2 separate regions of the Homo sapiens genome follow, and region 1 is linked to region 2. A link is a loop called in an ENCODE intact Hi-C map of the cell type or tissue named here. Cell type or tissue: heart left ventricle. All regions are shown on one strand. Links, peaks and the distances in the headings refer to the core of each region. The heading gives the core; the rest is flanking DNA. Region 1 overlaps FNDC3B (fibronectin type III domain containing 3B). Region 2 overlaps PLD1 (phospholipase D1).

Region 1 (9,703 bases), core at 626-8,625, 500 kb before region 2:
TCCTCTTCTCAGAGCCAGAAGGTTTCAAACCGTTAGGTGTCTTCATTTAAAGTGGAAGAGAAAATTTAAGAATCTAGTTAATTGATTTTTTACTGTATAAATTCAAGTCCAATGACTTTTCAAGTGAATTTCATAAAAACAAACAAAAACAGCTGCACATAACAAAGGGTCTGTGGAAGGTGCAGAGTTAGTAAGATTTGTATCAGTGAAGGGAAACAGGCTTGAAACAAATTTAAAGAGGCCAGACTGGTAAGGCTATTTCACCCTTCCTGTTGAGCCATTTCCTATGTCTCCTAAATACATTATCCAGAGCTACTTTTCAGCACTTTGTCTCAAATTCTAAAGAATCTCATTTTCTTCAAAGTCTGCTCTATGGTTAATTACTTGCCTTCTAACTACTCTGTCTATAGCCAAGAATAGGTAGAATGCACCTGTTGTTCTTGAGTTACATCTGAGATGGAGCCTGGCATTCTATTCGCTTCTGAGGAATGTTAATTGCTGATACCAGCATGACAGGTGCAATGAGGAGTAGAAAAATGATCAATGAACTCAACCACTGAACAGGAGCAGAACTCAGACACTATGAGAAAACTCCTCAGTGCTGTAACTGTAATTACTAATAATACTCAGTCTGGCAATCAATAATTTGACGCTTGAAATAGATTTTTTTAAACAGGGCCCGAAGTTCTAAATTGCTACAATAGTCTCTGTCCACGTGAGAAAAAAAAGAAATGTGTAATTCCATTTTCCATGTTACTATGGAGCCAATTCACTCACCTCAACTGTCTCTCATGGCTTCTCTCTTCTGTAGGCAATGTTCCTCAGTTCCAGATCATTACTGGTGTGGAGTCCTATCTATTTTGAATTCTGAGTCACTTCCTTTCTCACCAGTTTCATGCTTTAAAATTTTCCCATTTTTGTATAGTACTTTACAAAATGAAGCCAACTTCCATATTGGCCCACTATTTTTTTTACCCTCCACATTGGCTGCTTCTTTTACCGTGGCCCAGTTGACTGGGAAAAAGGGATGTACTTATTGCTTGAATAAGTACATCCCTTATTTAGATGTTTAGAATATTTTTCATATTTTTTATAAGTTTCCTAACTTGATGATCTCCAAATACTACATAATATTATTCATTAGACTTTAAAATAACCTAACGATATCTCTGGCAATCATATTTATTCTTATTATGGGGAAACTGAGGCACAGTGAAGAAAAACAAGTTCCTAATAAAATTAGGAACTTAATAAAATTAGCAACTGAATTAGGAGATGGAAACTGAAAGACTACAAACAAATCCTTTGAAAATTAGAGTCCCGGGTTCAAACCTCAATTCATTAAAACTGTAGAAAAGGGAGGAAAAATTTTTCAAAAAGAAAAAAATTCTATCTTTGAGCTTATAAATAATAATCTTTTAAGTCAATTTTTCTTATTTTTCTGCATCTAGATGGAATTTTTTTCCCTTTTGTCCATTGGGTGACCAGACTTAATTCTGAGAGCCTTCTTTTTAATTTAAGGGTACAACTTCTGTAAATACCCTTCTCTTACAAATGTCACCAACCCCGACGATCTCCACCTCCATGAGTCTCAGAACTCCTGAACCAAGAACATCAGTAACACCCTGAACATCTCAGAAATACAAATTTTCTGGCCCCACCCACCCCAGACCTGAATCAGAAACCCTGGGGGTAGAACCAGCAACTGTGTTTTAACAGGCCCTCCAGGTGATTCTGGTTTATGCTACATTTTGAGAACCGAGACTACCTGTTGATAATCTTTAGGGTCTGACATAGATGTCATATACTGAATTCATATACTATAGGGACCACCCACCCAAGTCAAGCAACAAAATGATTCCTAGGGACCTACACCATTCGAGCTAGATTAGGAAGGGAACAAAGAGGGAAGCAAAAGTCCCAGTCCAATCATTTCATAAAGGCATGCGAAAACAGGGCTCACAGCAGCTTATCAGCTTCTGAAAAGTGGCAAGTTGTAAGATGGTTATTTTCTCACCTCACTTTTTTTTTTTTTTTGTTTGGAGACAGGGTCTCACTCTGTCGCCAGGCTCGAGTACAATGTTGCAATCTCAGCTCACTGCAACCTCCATCTCCTGGGTTTAGGCAATTCTCCTGCCACAAGCCTCCCGAGTAGCTGGGATTACAGGCATGCACCACCACACCTGGCTAATTTTTGTATTTTCAGTAGAGACAGGGTTTTGCTATGTTGGCCTGGCTGGTCTCAAACTCCTGACCTCAAATGATTCCCCTGCCTTGGCCTCCCACGGTGCTGATTACAGGCGTGAGGCACCACGCCTGGCCTTCTCATCTCACTTTTTAAAGTCTGTCCACTCTGCATAATCATACCTGTTCCAATCAACTTTGAATTTCATTAAACATAGGTGAACTTTGAATTTCGTTAAACATACGTGAACTATTGTGTTTACATCTAAGTAAGTATAAAGTAAATCTGTACTCTGCCGAAAGCAGTAACTCATATTTCTGTCTGATGGTTCTTGTTTATTACTTAGAAGCTTATAACCAAAGCTAAAAAGCAATTTTAATAGGTTCAGTAAAGCCAACTACCACATAGATTTTACTTAATATGTATAAGAATACAAGATAAAAGATCTTTAGACACTTTACAAAACTGCCAAACTTGCTAAAGAAGATGAACCTGATAAACAGCCACAGGTACACAGCCTGTACACTGAAATGTACGTGGGAAAGCACAGTGCAAGAATTTCTTGAGCTGTCCTGAGGGTTACGTTAACCAGAGCTTCTCAACCTCACTACATATTCAAATGGCCCGGGAGCTTTTCAAAACCACTCATGCCCAGTCCCCAACCCTTACAATCTGACAATTCCCCTACAATCTGACAATTCCCCTGGGCTCAGACAATGTGACACTTCCCTACAACTAGCCTACATATCAACTTTTAAACTTTTTTTTTAAGTTCCCAGGTAATTCTGATGTGCAAAAGGATATAAGCCACTGTTAATACACACAGTTTTAAAATTCTGAGATGTTAGACATGTCCTTTTCCTTGGGCATATGATTCAAGAACTATGTCACTCAACAGGTGAGCGCTTGACTCACAGAATAAGAACTGTCGTGACTATTAACTAAGAATAAATTAACCAATTTAATCCTAGATCTTGATTTCTAACTCATGGGATGATAGTGCCATGCTTTTTTTTATATATTTTATTAATGTTTTTAAAAAACTATTTCCGCCAGGCACGGTGGCTCACGCCTGTAATCCCAGCACTCTGGGAGGCCGAGGCGGGCAAATCACCTGAGGATGGGAGCTCAAGATCAGCCTGACCAACATGGAGAAACCTCCTCTCTGCTAAAAGTACAAAACTAACGGGGCGTGGTGGCGCATGCCTGTAATCCCAGCTACTCAGGAGGCTGAGGCAGGAGAATCGCTTAAACCCGGGTGGCGGAGGTTGCAGTGAGCCGAGATCACACCATTGCACTCCAGCCTGGGCAACAAGAGTGAAACTCCATCTCAAAAAAAAAAAAAAAAAAAGAAAGAAACCTATTTCAAGTTTACACTCAAAGACAATTTATACTATCTGCAAAGATTACTCTTCCTCAACAGAACACAAGCTCAGTTCTAGCATTGCCTAAGTACAGATGCTCTTTAACCTGTGACCGAGTTACGTCCCAATGAAACAATCGTAAAGTTGAAAAATCTTAAACCATTATAAATCTGGACCATTTATACTTGCTTTATTCACAAGGTACCACAGTGCAGCAGGCAAAAACTGACATTGCTGGATCTAGCATAAGACATTCTGAAATGATGTTCAAAATCCAACCAAGGAGAACTGTTGAAGACTCAGCACTTCAAGAACAAACAGTTTGACATTTACATGAGATAAGTGTATGCGTATACCCACTTTAATGAGAACTGCAAAACGAAACAGGAAACACAATTCATCTGGTCATTTCTCTAACACAGAATAACATTTTCACTAGAAGACAGAGCAAGAAAAGGACTTATATTTTGATTTAAGTTTCCACTCTTTTTTTTACTCCCAAAGACTTCTCCCTTGATGCTACACCTCCCTCCTCTTCTTATCAATTTGGAACAGAAATAATAATCTGCTAATACATACCCGGGAGCTTTTTAAATAAAGTGAAGATGTGGACACTCCTATAGCTAGAAAGATAACAAAACAGGTGTTTAAAACTGGCTCCACAATGCAATATATAAAGCATCCAAAAAGGTATTATATTTAAATTATGGAATGCTTCGACCTTAATTCAGGCACAAAAAGACTTGAATACTTAGGGGGGAAATAATCTTTTCTCTTCAAATAGAAAAAAAAAAAAGTGGTAGGGGGAGGAGGGTCTATCCAACCACACAAGAAATGTGAAGCTAATTCAAAGAACTCAAAAGCAGGAATCATAAAGGAAACCCCCATTCTGTGGGCAATTCTGAGGCCAGTTTTCTCCGTATTTAGATTGGATCCAAAAAAGAAGTAGTAAAGCATATTCCCCATTAACTCAGCAGTCTTGCCTCACAAATAGTGTGCAAATTACCTTCCAAGACACTGAAAACCCTCTTCAGAGAGGAAATACCCAAGTTGAGGAAAAGGAAAAAAATACCCACTTAAAAAAAAAAAAAGTTTGCCTTTTAAACCCATATTTGTTACTCTTAATGTGTGTCCAATTAAGAGACAGAGAATACAAAATGTTTAGTGCTCTCAATTATGTTACAAGACAAATATTTTTCTAAGACACTGTAGTTCATCTACCTTAGGGAAACATTCATCCAGTGTGTTCTCACTGGTCACAAGTCATGACTATCTCCTAAATGTCTGTAATATCTGCTTCTCCTTCCACATCCCACCACGAATGCACTCCTTCAGGCTCGACGCCTGCCTGCCCTCTTCAATCACACCGCTGGTAGAGAAAAACCATTATGCCACCTTCATTTAACTCAGTAAATGATATGATTTGGATCTCTGTCCCCTCCAAATCTCACACTGAGATGTGACTCCCAACGTTGGAGGTGGGGCCTGCTGGGAGGTGACTGGATTGTGAGGATGGGTCCCTCAGGAATGGCCTAGCACCATCCCCATGGTGATGAGTGAGTTCTCATTCAGTGCACAGGAGATCTGGTTGTTTAAGAGTCTGGGACCTCTCCCTTCTCTCTCTTACTCCTCCTCTCGCCATGTGACACGCTGGCTCCCCTTCGTCTTCTGTCATAATTGTAAGTTCTTTGAGGCCCTCACGAGAAGCAGATCCCAGCACCAAGCTTCCTATATATCCTGCAGAACCATGACCCAATTAAACCTCTTTTCCTTATAAGCTACACAGTCTCAAGTATTTCTTTACATCAATGCAAACACTGACAAGCACGAATGAGCCTCATTTACTATTTATTTATTTATTTATTTATTTATTTATTTATTTATTTATTTTGAGATGGAGGCTCACTCTGTCACCAGACTGGAGTGCAGTGGCACGATCTCGGCTCACTGCAACCTTCACCTCCCAGGTTCAAGCGATTCTCCTCCCTCAGCCTCCAGAGTAGCTGGGACTACAGGTGTGTGCCACCACGCCCAGCTAATTTTTGTATTTTTAGTTGAGACAAGGTTTCACCATGTTGGCCAGGATGGTCTCAATCTCTTGACCTCATGATCCGCCCGCCTCGGCCTCCCAAAGTGCTGGGATTATAGGCATGAGCCACCGCCCCAACCCTCATTTACTAAAGCATAATTTGTTCCTGGGTCTGACACAGAGTTTACCGAGAATTTATTACTATACATAAACGCTATAATTTCCAACAGCAAGAAAACATAAAATATTAATAAAATTAACGAGTAACCTAAAATATTTGTTAATAACACAAAAATAAATACAAAGTTTGGGAAAAAGTTGATGTATCTTTAAGGATTAAATAGCCTAACATTTTCTAAGGTATTCCCATCCTATTCTCCCCCAAAATAAAGTTATTAAAAGCATGAATATAATGATTCCCTCATGCATTTTTACAGGTAAGAGAAGCTAATCCATATATTGGACTTTTTCAGAATTACTGTTTTTGGAAACACACTCATGCCTGTATTCATTATCTTAAATTGAGGAACTAAGAGTGAAAATAACTAAATTTAACTACCTTTTCAGAACAACAAAAATAAATAACTTCTCTAAATTACCTAAGAGAATTTTTCCATCATTTTATCTTCAGCAGTACTATCACTGTCTGAATGTTTGTGTCCCCTACCCCAGCGCAAATTCATACATTGAAATTCTAACCCCAAAGGTGATGGTATTAGAAGGGGTGGTACTAGAAGGGGTGACTGGATCATGAGGGACACTAATCCCCATTCATGAGGGATTAGTGTCCTTATAAAGGAGGCCCAAGAAGACCCCTAGGCCTTTCAGCCACGTGAGGACACAGAGAGAAACTGCCATCTATGAACCAGAAAGCAGGCCTTCCTCAAACACCAAAGAAGCTAGTATCTTGATCTTGGATTTCCCAGCCTCCAGAACTGTAGGAAATAGATTTCCGTTGTTAATAAGCCACCCGGTCTCTGGTATTTTTGTTATAGCAGCCCAGACAGACTAAGACAAGTATCAGGAAATGACTTTCCTTCAGTCTGAATGCCTCCTGCATGCAGGATAGGCTCTGGGATACAAAGATGACTAAGCTTTGACCCTTGCCCTTGAAGAACTTAATCCAGTCTTCCTTAAAGACACTTGTAACATGAACTTTTCTATTTCAGGTTGGAAGTGCAAGAACAAGAGTAAAAAATACAGAAAGAATAAAGCAGGAACTGAAAGACTACAAGCTGTGAAATAGCCTGTGGCCAACCACTGAGGTAATGCGACACTGCTCGCTTTTCTGAATTATCTGACATGCAAAGATCTGTGACATTTAAAGAACTCTAAGCAGTGGTACCTTCAGAGATGACATTTTAATCATTGTTTAACAAGCCTAAAGGGCAGAAGGGTTGAGGAGTTAAACTGCGATTGCATAACTTTTAAACATGTTATTTTGAAGTGTTAGAATTTAAACGTGAAGACATCTAAAAAATCCTAATAACTCCAGTTCGCATAGGCTTTCTGAAATGCTTTAAAAATGATTAGCTAACAAAAAATGAAGGGGGGGTCAATGCCCACCCATAATAAAGAGCGAAAGCTTAGTAATCACTCCTATTTATTGGGCCCCTACTATGACTCAGAAATTGTTCTTAGTGCTCTGTACACAATAACTCATTTAATCACAGCAATCCTTCCAGAGAGAAATTACTATTCCAGCTCTACAGATAAGGAAACTGAGGTGTAGAGAAGTTAAGGAACTAATTTTACAATATACATCTAATGTGCAGGGGATTTTTGAGCCAGGCAATCTCACTCCAAAATCTATAATGATCTTCCCAATATATAGCCCTGACTGCTTCTTGGTACTGCCTAAGAAACAGAATGCACTAAATAAAAATTTTAACAAGTATGGAAACAAGTTTTTTTTTTTTGAGACGCAGTCTCACTCTGTCTCCCAGGCTGGAGTGCAATGGCACGATCTCAGCTCACTGCAACCTCCATCTCCCAGGTTCAAGTGATCCTCCTGTCTCAAGCCTCCTGAGTAGCTGGGATTACAGGTGCCAACCACCAAGCCCAGCTAATTTTTGTATTTTGGTATTTAGGGGGAAATAGAGATGGGGTTTCACCATGTTGGCCAGGCTGGACTTAAACTCCTGACCTCAGGTGATCTGCCCCACCTTGGCCTCCCAAAGTGTCGGGATTACAGGCGTGAGCCACTATGCCCAGCCAGAAGTATGGAATTCAATGAAAATGTAAAAGGAGGCACATTAGAAAAACTGCTTTGTTGGATAAAATAAGAGGATACAGCCTTCTCTGAATATAGCTGCTCAGGCGTGGTGCAAGAGTGAACGGCTGTTATTCAAAAGAAAACCAACAACTAAAAATCTACAACAAAATTTACTTTAAATTCATGGAACACTGGACCCATTGTTTTAGCTATAACCCCATATCTGAACAGTATACACATTCTTATAAACCTTCATCTAAAATGTTTGAACTGGTGCCATCACCAGCAACCCTATGAAAGCAAGTCTATCATAAATAAGCAATGAAAGGGAGACTAGAATTTCAACTGATTTCTACAAGTAGGAAAATGAAGTCATTGCCCACAATCATGCCATCTATTTAGGGGGGGGAAAAATCAGTAAAGCTGTGTATACAACTAGATAATGATGATAAGAATAATGACACTTACAATGGATTATCCTCACAATCCTATCAGATAGGTACTATCATTGTTCCCATTTTAAGAGAGGAAATTGGGGCTAACAGGTTAAGCATTAGCTACGAAATGACCAGGGATTCACACTACAGAGCTGTACTCTGAGAACTCAACACCAATTCATCTTAAGTCTGATGACACAACATTGGGTGACAGTTTTATCTAAGGGTTTAACATTCCGTTCTTATGTAAATATAAGAATAAACATAAAAATCAAGATAACTGAGACAGGAAGAAGGAGAAAGGCAGGAAGCAGCATATACCCTGAGTACCTCCCTTGAGAGGGACTTAAAACCTCCTAGGAAAGCAACATAGTTTGGTATTGACGTAACCCAGCCTCATGACATTACACAATCCCAGCAAGATGACAGTTGCACGTACAATCACAGCCTTTGCTCTCATTCCTTCCATAACCTGGACTTTCTGCTCTGGGCCCGTCAGTATTTTCCGGCCCTGGTGGAAACCACCTGCTGGTAAACTTCCAGTTACTCAGCAGCAAGCTGCTGTCTGTAAAAGGGTTTCTCAGGTCAGCGTATGGAATGTCTACTTGTAACAAATAGCTGTGCATCAGTCCATGTTGAGAGGAATTGCTAACTGTCATGTGCAAAATAGAGCCCCCAAACATTTCAGAGATCAAGAGTACTCCACAAAGCTGAAAGTAATTTTTCTTCAATCTTTCTCCAAATTTCATGTAAATCCAATCATGGAAAATGGAAAAATCGTCTAATGAAGCAAATATATATACACACACGTAAATATATATTTGTAGTACAGACACACACAGGTAAAAGACTGATTGGTCTTGAAGCTAACATTTAAGTATCATAAGGTAAGCTGGAGAGTTGGTAGAGTAATTCAGATTTTCCTAGAAATTCAGACTATCTTGGCTTAGAGCCTCCTGGGAGGATTAACTCTCACCATATACAGCTTTGGATCAATCAGAAAGAAAGATGGCCATGACACTAGGGCTAGCCTTGGCAAATGACTTGCTATTTTCAATTCTAGAAGATTTTCCAAGTGAGGCCTAAGTGTTCACAATAACATTTCAGCTTGTTAGCAATCCCTCACAAATCCACCAAATACTAAAGAAATGGGTTTCGGACAGGCACACTGGCTCATGCCTGTAATCCCAGCAATTTGGGAGGCCAAGGTGGGAAGATCACTTGAGCTCAGGAGGTCAAGGCTGCAACGAGCTATGATCTGATCGTGCCACTACACTTCAGCCTGGGTGACAGAGCAAGTCTGTCTCAGAGCCAGGTCTTTGTTTTTGAGACAGGATACCCTGTCTCAAAAAACAAAAAAAAAAAGAAATGGTTTTCAAGGCAGTTTCTTATGTAGAAAACAAGCTCCTAAAATCCTAATCTTGTAATAGGAAGAAACATTTCCATTTATAATACAGACATTTTACAAATAGT
Region 2 (9,703 bases), core at 617-8,616:
GTTGTGAGCAGATCAAGCTTCTCCTAACTGTCCTTCATGCTGAGGAGGGACTGTGGGTGAAGGAGGAGGGGCTTATGCAGCAGAGAAAAACAAGAAAAGGAAAGTAGAGGTACATCACTGCTGTGACCCATCTACATGGTACATTCGTACTCTGCTTTTAAAGGTACAAACAGCTTTATAGCAATCACAAAAATTTTAAAATTAATTTTTTTTTTTTTGAGACGGATTCTCGCTCTGTCGCCCGGGCTGCTGGAGTGCAGTGCCGCGATTTTGGCTCACTGCCAAGCTCCGCCTCCCGGGTTCACGCCATTCTCCTGCCTCAGCCTCCCGAGTAGCTGGGACTACAGGCGCCCGCCACCACGCCTGGCTAATACACACACACTACTATTTTCTGTTGAATTGTAATTTATTTTCTTTTCCTAGAGTTCATCTGAATTTCTAGCTCAAGCGCATTTCCACACAATAGGAGGGGTTTTAGTTTTAGTTTTGGCACTTCCTGATAAATGTGGCCAAATTCAGTGATTTCTCATTATTTCCCTTCTATATTCAGCATCAGGGTTCTACTCCTGCCTCCTCTCCCTCCACATCCCGTCCTTGATCTTAATGCTATGGGGCCCTGGATCTTTGGAAAGGGGCTTCCAGACACTGATGTTGATCTCCCTCCGGCCTGTTCTGGCATCTGCTTAACGTAGCTTGGGGACGTCAGCCTTCACCTTTCAGGCCTGCCTCTCTACCACTTCTCCTCTGCTCCTGCCACATCGCATAGCTGCTGAACGACATGCTCCACATTTCTCTGGAGTTCACCTGAAAGCAAGGCACAGATCCTCCTGGCTCTCATATCCTCACATTGAAAAGAGAGTGGGGTCTATCCTGTTTTTCCCCGAACTCAGCTTGAGGCCAAAGGACTGATTCCTTGCCCTGAGTCTTGCTCTTATTTCTCTACACTCCTGCCTCAGCTTAGAGAATCTCTCCAGTTCCCCAAATCTAAAAGAAGTTGATGTTTTTGTGTCCTGCTTCCCTTGTGAGAGTGCCACCCCGGGAGCAATGCCTGCTTCGTTTCTCCGGTCACAGAGTGGGGGAAGTTAACACATTTAAAGGGAAAAATGATTTAATGTTTTATAGCATTGGCCTGCCACATTTTTATTCTCTTATAACATTGCATTGGGGCCATTTTAACACAGTACCAGAAGTATTGTGCTACTGAGCCTTCATAGCGGTCATTTTTAGTGGCTACAAGGTGATCATTCCATTGACTGGCTCAACATAATTTAACCATTCCTTTATTATTGGACATTTATTTCCAATTTTTAGCTATTATACGTAGCACTGCCATAAGAGTTAGTGAATTTTGAAGAAAAACTTTTAACAAGAAGCCTGAGAATGCTGTTTGGTAGAAATTGCTTTGAACTAATGTGGATGAAGTGATTGCTGGCATGATGGGTAGTTATCCGGGGCTTAGTGCCCACTAGCCCCAAAAGCAAGATTGCTTTTAAGATCATAAATATTTTATACACTAGGGGCTCAGATTCTTACCCTAAGCTGAATGCTATCATTTCCACAACCCCCATGTTGTGAGGATTCAGTATTTCCGAAGGACGTTGGATTCCTCAGCAGCTGGAACTCTTGTCCTCTGTGGATTGGATCAAGGAGGCAGATTGGACACAGTGTCCCATGGAATCTTCTGTGCTTTGGCTTACATTCAACCACAATTTTGCGTTTGAAATTCCAGAGCCCTTTTTTCTACAGCAGTGAAAATCTAAATAGTTTCCACTAGTTTGCTGAACGCAGTTTAAAATTTTCATCATTCAGGAAATTTATGAGCTACCATATTGTAAAATAGCAAAGGGCTTGTTATGGAGCTAAGAGAGTCCTAAAAACAAGAAAATGTGAATATTCTGATTCCTACAAACTAAAATTTGCAAGAATGTTTTATAATATTTTTATAGGACATTTCTCAATATCATACATATGAGATCTCCCTTGTAAAATCATTTTTGCTTAAAAAAAAAGATAAAATAGAACTGTCTCTTACAAACATCATCACAAACATTTGTGTCAAAGACCAGCAATACCACTTGTAAGATTTTTCCAACAAATGTGAAAAATTACTTTTGTTAGTCAGCGTAAATATCAAAATAGTTACTTTGAAATAGAAAAAAAATTAGAAGCAATTTAAATGCCTATCAGTAAAGAACTGGTTTAAATATTAAAGTATAGATGCATGGTAGAATATTACCTCCCTGTTCTTAAAAAGTAACTATGTTCTGGCCAGGTGCGGTGGCTCACGCCTGTAATACCAGCACTTTGGGAGGCCGAGGCGGGTGGATCACGAGGTCAGGATATCGAGACCATCCTGGCTAACACGGTGAAACCCCGTCTCTGCTAAAAATACAAAAAATTAGCCGGGCGTGGTGGCAGACGATTGTAGCGCCAGCTACTCGGGAAGCTGAGGCAGGAGAATGGCATGAACCTGGGAGGTGGAGCTTGCAGTGAGCCGAGATCGCACCACGGCACTCCAGCCTAGGCGACAGAGCGAGACTGGGTCTCAAAAAAAAAAAAAAAGTAACTATGTTCTTATGTGGAAGGATTTCCAAGATACCCTGTTAAATGATAAAAATCATGTTCAGAAAAGTGTTTATAGTATTCTAATATTTGTGTAGAAGGAAAAAATACATATATTCTTATAAATTCTTACACTATTTCTAAAAGAACATGGAGGAAACTGTTAACAGGAGTTGCCCTCAGGATGAAGGAGTGAGAGAGATTTTTTTTCACTGTATAATCATCTACCTCTTACATTTTGTACTATGAGCATATGTTACTCATTTGAAAGTAACCTGTTTGGTAGTTCCTCAAAATGCTAAACATAGAATGACCACATGACCCAGCAGTTCCATTCCTGAATATAAACCCCAAAGAACTGAAAACAGGGACTCACAGATACTGTATGCTAGTATTATAGCAGTATTATTCACAATAGCCAAAAGGTGGAAACAACATAAGTGTCCATTAACAGATGAATGTGATATGTACATACCATGGAATATTATTCAGTCTTAAAAAGGAGGGAATTCTGACGCATGCTACAACATGGGTGAACCTTGAAGATGTTATGCTAAGCGAAACAAGTCAGACATAAAGGACAAGTATTGTATGATTCTAATTATATGCAAAATCCAGAACCAGCAGATTCATAGAGACAAGCAGATTAGAGGTTTCCAAGGGGTGCAGGCAGGGAAAAACAGGGTAGTTATGACTGGATAGTCACCGAGTTTCTGTCTGGGATGTTGAAAAGGTTTGGGAATAGATCATTATGATAGTTGTACAACATTGTATATGTAATTGATGCCACTGAACTGTACACTTAAAAATGGGGGCTGGGCGCGGTGGCTCACTCCTGTAAGCCCAGCACTTTGGGAGGCCGAGGCGGATCACCTGAGGTCAGGAGTTCGAGACCAGCCTGACCAACATGGAGAAACCCCGTCTCTACTAAAAGTACAAAATTACCTGGGCGTGGTGGTGCACACCTGTAATCCCAGCTACTCAAGAGGCTGAGGCAGGAGAATTGCTTGAACCTGGGAGGCGGAGGTTGCAGTGAGCCGAGATCGCACCATTGCACTCCAGCCTGGGCAACAAGAGCGAAACTCTATCTCAAAATAAAAAAAAAAGGGTAAAATGGCAAATTTTATATTACATGTATTTTACCACAATAAAATGTAATTTAATTTAAAGACATAAAATATAATTTTATTTAAAGAAAAAAATGTATGTAATATATTATATACACTTTACAAACAAAATGTAATTTAATTTAAAGGAAAAAATTCCTGTTCAGCTTAACCTCTTCTCTACCAGAAACTTCCCCAGAAACATTTTTCCAACCTGATCCCATCCTCCTAAAGCAAATAATACCGAGTGCATAGCATGTGCAAGGGTCTTTGATTGGGTACTACCAAAACCAGAAAGATATGTGGGCAGGCATCCTGTGTTTCAAAGGAGCTTATCACATAGCCTAGAGAGCAGATGTGTGTATCACTATCGTGTAAAGCAGAAAGAGTGCAGAACAGACATCCTGGCCATGTGCTATGAGTGCCGAGGCAAGAATAAAACAACTCTGACTGGAAGAGCCAAGTGGCTTGGCAGAGGAAATAGCCAATAAGGTGACCTAGAAGAAGTGGGATTCACTGGAGGCCCAGAAGGCTGATGAGCCAAGCTTTATTAGTAGGAAGGTGTACCTCTGAACAAAGGGTGGTAGTCTCCTGTCACTGGGCTGTGGTGATGGGAGGATTATACTGTAAGGCAGTATAATCCTGAATTCTGAAAAGGCAGTTGAGGCCAAATGACATCCATTTTTAACTGTCCAGTTTAATTTTTTGACTTTTAAATGTTGGCTGTGGGGAAATAGCTTAATAGCTTAGGTTTTCTTTTCTTTTTTTTTTTTTTTGTCTGTTCTTTTTCGCTATCCTGCTCACCATTTAGGGATGTGAGCCTTTTATTCTTACCAAGCAGCAAACTTGAACAGTTTACATTTTTTAATGTCTTCTTTCCAACTCAAACTATGTTTGCCATCTAGTGAATAATCCATGCCATTACAACAACCTACTCAAGATCCTTGTTTCTTAGCATGGCAGCCAAACTCACAGGCCTCCAAATTTCATTGTTGGTAGTCATTTCTGCCCTGAACTTCTCTTTCCACTTGCCCTGACATCGACTTTAGAGACATCAGTAATAAAATCTGATCCCCCAAAGAGTACTGATAATATTCACATGAAAGAAAAATTTAGTTGTTTAGAAGAAAATGCACTTTAGAAATGAGAAGTTTAAGTAGGATCGGACTTGAAAATTAACCAATGACAACACCTTTGTGTGAATATAGTCCTCCCGGATATCCCAGCGAGATTCATTGATCACAGTGTATGTCACATTCCTTTCGAGGCTTTTTCTTCTCCCTGTATATCCTATAAATAGAGACAAGAACGTTAATAGCTTTTGATTCTGAATAAATGGTACCTATTTGGAGCATACTTCAAATTTCTGATTTTCTGAATGCCCGTCAAAGAGAGAAAGCTACACTTTCTTCTTCTATTGTTATATCATTGAGTAGAATTCATTTTCTTTCAAAGGTTGTCATTAATCACTTGAGAGAATGGGACATGAAATATTGTGTTGTATGTGCAGGGGACTTAAATATACATACTGGCCACTCAGAATTCTTTTTTTTTTTTTTTTTTTTTTTGAGATGGAGTCTCGCTCTGTCACCCAGGCTGGAGTGCAGTAGCGCGATCTCTGCTGACTGCAAGCTCCGCCACCCGGGTTCACGCCATTCTCCTGCCTCAGCCTCCCGAGTAGCTGGGACTACAGGCGCCCGCCACCACGCCCGGCTAATTTTTTGTATATTTAGTAGAGACGGGGTTTCACCGTGTTAGCCAGGATGGTCTCAATTTCTTGACCTCGTGGTCCACCTGCCACGGACTCCCAAAGTGCTGGGATTACAGACATGAGCCACCACGCCCGGCCGGCCACTCAGAATTCTTAAAGGGCCTAGGGTAACATTTTACAGCTGAAAACTCAGAGTTTCTAAGTAGATAATGATGACTTCTGTTTTGGAAAATGTAATGGGTCCAGTGTGTCTTTTTGCCCCTGCGATCTAGGCTATGAGAACTGATTTACTCAACAATTATTAACTGAATGTCTACTATTTCCACGGCTCTAGCTAGGTACTGTGTTAACTATTAAGTTCTTTTTCCAAAACTTTGTTATAGCCTCCCCTACCCGCCTCTTTCCATGGGATCCAAGCAAGGATTTCTTACACTGCATTTTGTCCTACAAGCGATTATGCTGTAGAGAGACAATGGGTACAATTTCTACTTTACTGCCAAGTTTAGCTTGTTATTCAGGCTATGAAGCGATAGCCTGGATGACAGCTTCTGTCTTCCAGTCCAACAGCACACCCTCCCAAGTCCTGAAATGTGACAGAACGTGTTGTAGGAAGCCATTCACTCAATCTCAAAAACCATGTGAACTGCTTGGCTGTCATCTAAAATTGATACTACCTTTTATTTTTTGGGTGAATTTCTCTGCATCTGACCTTTGCAGGGAAAACCAGAAATACCGGGTATATGTCGTGATACCACTTCTGCCAGGGTTCGAAGGAGACATTTCAACCGGCGGAGGAAATGCTCTACAGGCAATCATGCACTTCAACTACAGGTGCCAAAACTCTAAATGGTCTATTTTGAGCTTTCGGTCATGCATCATGTAAGCTGATGAAGGGAATGGCAGTGTTTCTCCACATCCATTCGGTGGAGTGGGGAACAAATGAACACTTTATTTTACTTTCAAATCTTGGCCCGTTTGCTAGTTGATAAAATTCAAATGGAGCCTACAATGATAAATGATTGGCCTAAGACACATGGCAAACATAAAAGAACTAAAATATTAGTCCTTCTTGTATAGTTACTGTCTATTTCTATATATGTATAATGTTGATTAAAACTTATCTTTAAGTGGGTAAATAGCTATTGAGCTTTACATGTACTTTGCAGTAAATAGAGAAAAAATTAAATGCCTGAAATGGTAAGATTTGCTTGTGTTTGGTTATGATTCTTTAGGTAGCAAGTCCTTCAACAAGGTTGATAATGATAGCCTCTGTTAGTAAATAAATTCCCGGAATTTTGTTTTCTCTACCACATCTTTGTTAAAATTTTAGGGAAAGTTTTGTGCTTGATATTTTTAAAAGCTGAGTTTTTATATTTATTTAAAAGGGCACACTTGGGTTCCTCTTGAGGCTTCAGATTTGGCCAGTGGAGCATTGTGAAAAGGGCTGGAAAGTGCTAGCTGGTGGGTTGGGGGAGCACAGGCTAGAAAGCCTGCATAGATGGGGATGGAAATGCACCTCTGACCTTCTCTCAGGGTCACTTAACCAAAATCTCTTATTTTTCTGAACCACCTGTAGTTTCTCACCTTTCTAATCAAACCCTTCTGAAAGGTGGGAGAGGACGAATGATACTTTACATAGAACCTTTGGTAAGTAAAGCAGATTAGGGGTCAGGGCCTTGGTCAAATCGGGGGTGGAGACTTAGATGCCCTCCTGCTTGGGCCCCCTCGCCAGATGCTCCTGCTGGAGGATCTGTGCACAGTTCGAGTGCACCATTGTAGTGGAAATTTTTTTTTAATCCTCTTTTTTCTTACTGATGTTTCAAGCTTGTATCTGTTTATCTGCCAGGATTTCAAGGAAAGATTTTTGTTTGTTTGTTTCCTCCAGGGTGCTTCTGCCTAGTTACAGTACAAGAGAGCTTTAACTGTGCTTTGGCCTATATACTTGGACTGAAGATTTGCACATTTCTAATATTATCTGATTTATAAAATGATAAAGCTTTTCAAGTATTTAAGGCTCTGACATAATGTTTAATTGAATTTTATCAATTTCATTCGCCATTCTAATATTATTTTTGTAATATTGTTAATTGTAATTGTTTTCTATGACTATTTTCTTGCCTTCGAACCAGCTGAATGAAATAACACATTTGGCTTTTGTTCAGAAACAAAAACTATAACCTTTTATTATGCAAAAACATCTCTATTTGCTGGCATCATCTTTAATAATAGCATTTCTCAGGCATAAGTATACTCTTTATTACTCTCATAGAGCAAGCAGATGAAGCATAGAATTTTTGGTTTTGTCAGATTTTATAATTCATCAGTGATTATCAGAGTCTTAAGAAACAAAATCATTAGCAGAGTCCTTTATTTGAGACTATATTTTTCGTTTTTAGTGGTTTTGCTGAATTTAAAGACAGTCCATTCTAATAGTTTAATTTGTAAATTATTCTGCTAAGTGCTTGCCCTTTTCACCTCTGAGAGCAATGTGATTCTCTAAGTATTCTTATCTACTGATGCATTCTAAATTTATCTTTGCTGTTACCCAGTTTTGTAAGAGGGAAAGTTCATTCATGACCCTTCTTTTTTTAATAGCCTCTCTTTCTGAAATCTAACACGAATTTTATAACTTTTCCATTTACCTACCTCAAAACAACTATCATGTCCCTATTAGTAGCATTACAAAAGTGATATTCATGTAACTGTTTTTAGCATTTAGATATATATGTAGCATCTTCTCATAGAAGCACTTGTTCTGTTTTTACTTGTGTTAGGATTAAACCTACAGATACTGCATGGGATTGGTTGTTTTGAAACCTCTGTAATTATTTTCTCCTTTACATATTTTCAGAACCATGTGCAGAGGAGAAAATTCCATCCTTGGACAGTTAAAAGCAGAGCGTAAGTAACTGCTTTTTTTCTCATATCATTGTTTTTTATTATGAAGGTGAGGTATCAGTAATCATTAATGTTTTCACAGTGTGATTATAGAACTCTGTTTATAAAAGGTACCCCACAAAATGTTCACCTGTAATAAAGTATTTATTCTCATTAAGTTGCCCAAACCATTATTCAAATGAAGACACCAAGACTAAATAGGTAATAAAAACCGAGCATCTTTGTAATTTCTATTTATTTTTATTTATATATAGTTGTTTTAATAATAACAATCATCTTTATGAGGTATTATAGTTGTTTGTTCTTCTTTATCTACTGGATACAATTTTTTATACTTTTCAAAGACACTTTCGCAGACGTCTTTTTTTTTTTTTTTTTTTTTTTTGAGACTGGGTTTCATTCTTGTTGCCCAGGCTGGAGTGCAATGGTGTGGTCCCAGCTCACTGCAACCTCCGCCTCCTGGGTTCAAGCAGTTCTTTTGCCTCAGCCTCCCGAGTAGCTGGGATTACAGGTGTGCGCCACCATGCCCAACTAATTTTTTTGTATTTTTAGTAGAGACGAGGTTTCACCGTGTTGGCCAGGCCTGTCTAGAACTCCTGACCTCAGGTGATCCACCCGCCACAGCCTCCCAAAGTGCTGGGATTACAAGTGTGAGCCACCATGTGCAGCCTCAGATGTGTTCTTAATTGATTCTTCTACCTAGTTCTTGGCTACAATATATTGTAACTAGGGGTTTACCTATCTATAGCTCCCTGAACTATGGGTTCAGCATATAGTGGGCACTCAATATTGCTCTATATCTCTGTGCTCTATATCTTTGCTCTATATCTTTGTGTATCATTACAAACTAAGCTGGAATCAGAACCCAAGTTGTATGACTTCTAGTTCAAGTTGGGTCCAGATTGTGAAAACGTGGACAGCCACACTAAGAAGGCTAGGTTTTATCCAGAAGGCAAGAAGAGGTTGGTGGAAACCCTCTGAGCCCCTGGAGCAAATTCATCAAACTGACGTTTATATGAAGATTCATTTACTGTTGGTAAACAGGGTAGAGATGGTGGCAAGCAAGAGACAAAGGTGCACTGGTAATGGAAAAGGAGGATCATGTGTGGGTAAGATTATGAGGGATGACTTGAGGGGATGTGGAAGCAGGAGAGGAAGGGAAGTGTCAGCTAATTCTGAGTTTCAATCCAATGGACCAAGAGAATGGAGCTGCTGCAGGAGGTCTGGAAAAGGCAGAAGGACTCATCCTAATCATGTGAAGGTCATGATATGACCTTCAGATAGAATATAAACCTGAATTGAGTATTTTGAAGGAAGTTTTTATTTTATACTGGTAGCCTCCCAAATGGGGTGCACTGGATGATGTACTGGAATGTGGGTAGAAAATAATAGACTTTCCAAGTCTGTATATTTTTAGCTTAAAAGT

What was found. Hi-C counts contacts between places; a loop is a spot of excess contacts. Peaks named below come from ENCODE experiments on the same cell type or tissue, not always from the same donor. Only the 100,000 strongest peaks of a DNase experiment are listed, where the experiment ranks them.
Region 1: it touches region 2 in a loop (2.8-fold over the local background); 3 of 110 quality-filtered maps call a loop at or near these places.

The regions. Positions count from the first base shown.
Region 1 is chr3:172,139,645-172,149,347 of GRCh38, reverse strand. All of the region lies in intron 3 of FNDC3B (fibronectin type III domain containing 3B), which reads right to left. Among named protein-coding and RNA genes, the nearest start is that of FNDC3B, 100 kb to the right of the region's middle. RefSeq lists enhancers at 6,772-6,821, 8,010-8,833. In heart left ventricle, for the core only: no CTCF peak of the experiment used is centred there; no DNase peak of the experiment used is centred there; H3K27ac peaks cover 2,333 bases.
Region 2 is chr3:171,641,417-171,651,119 of GRCh38, reverse strand. PLD1 (phospholipase D1) reads left to right here. Exons shown (of 27, transcript NM_002662.5): 22 at 6,097-6,210; 23 at 8,231-8,280. Among named protein-coding and RNA genes, the nearest start is that of PLD1, 160 kb to the left of the region's middle. In heart left ventricle, for the core only: a CTCF peak has its summit at 4,579; no DNase peak of the experiment used is centred there; H3K27ac peaks cover 5,833 bases.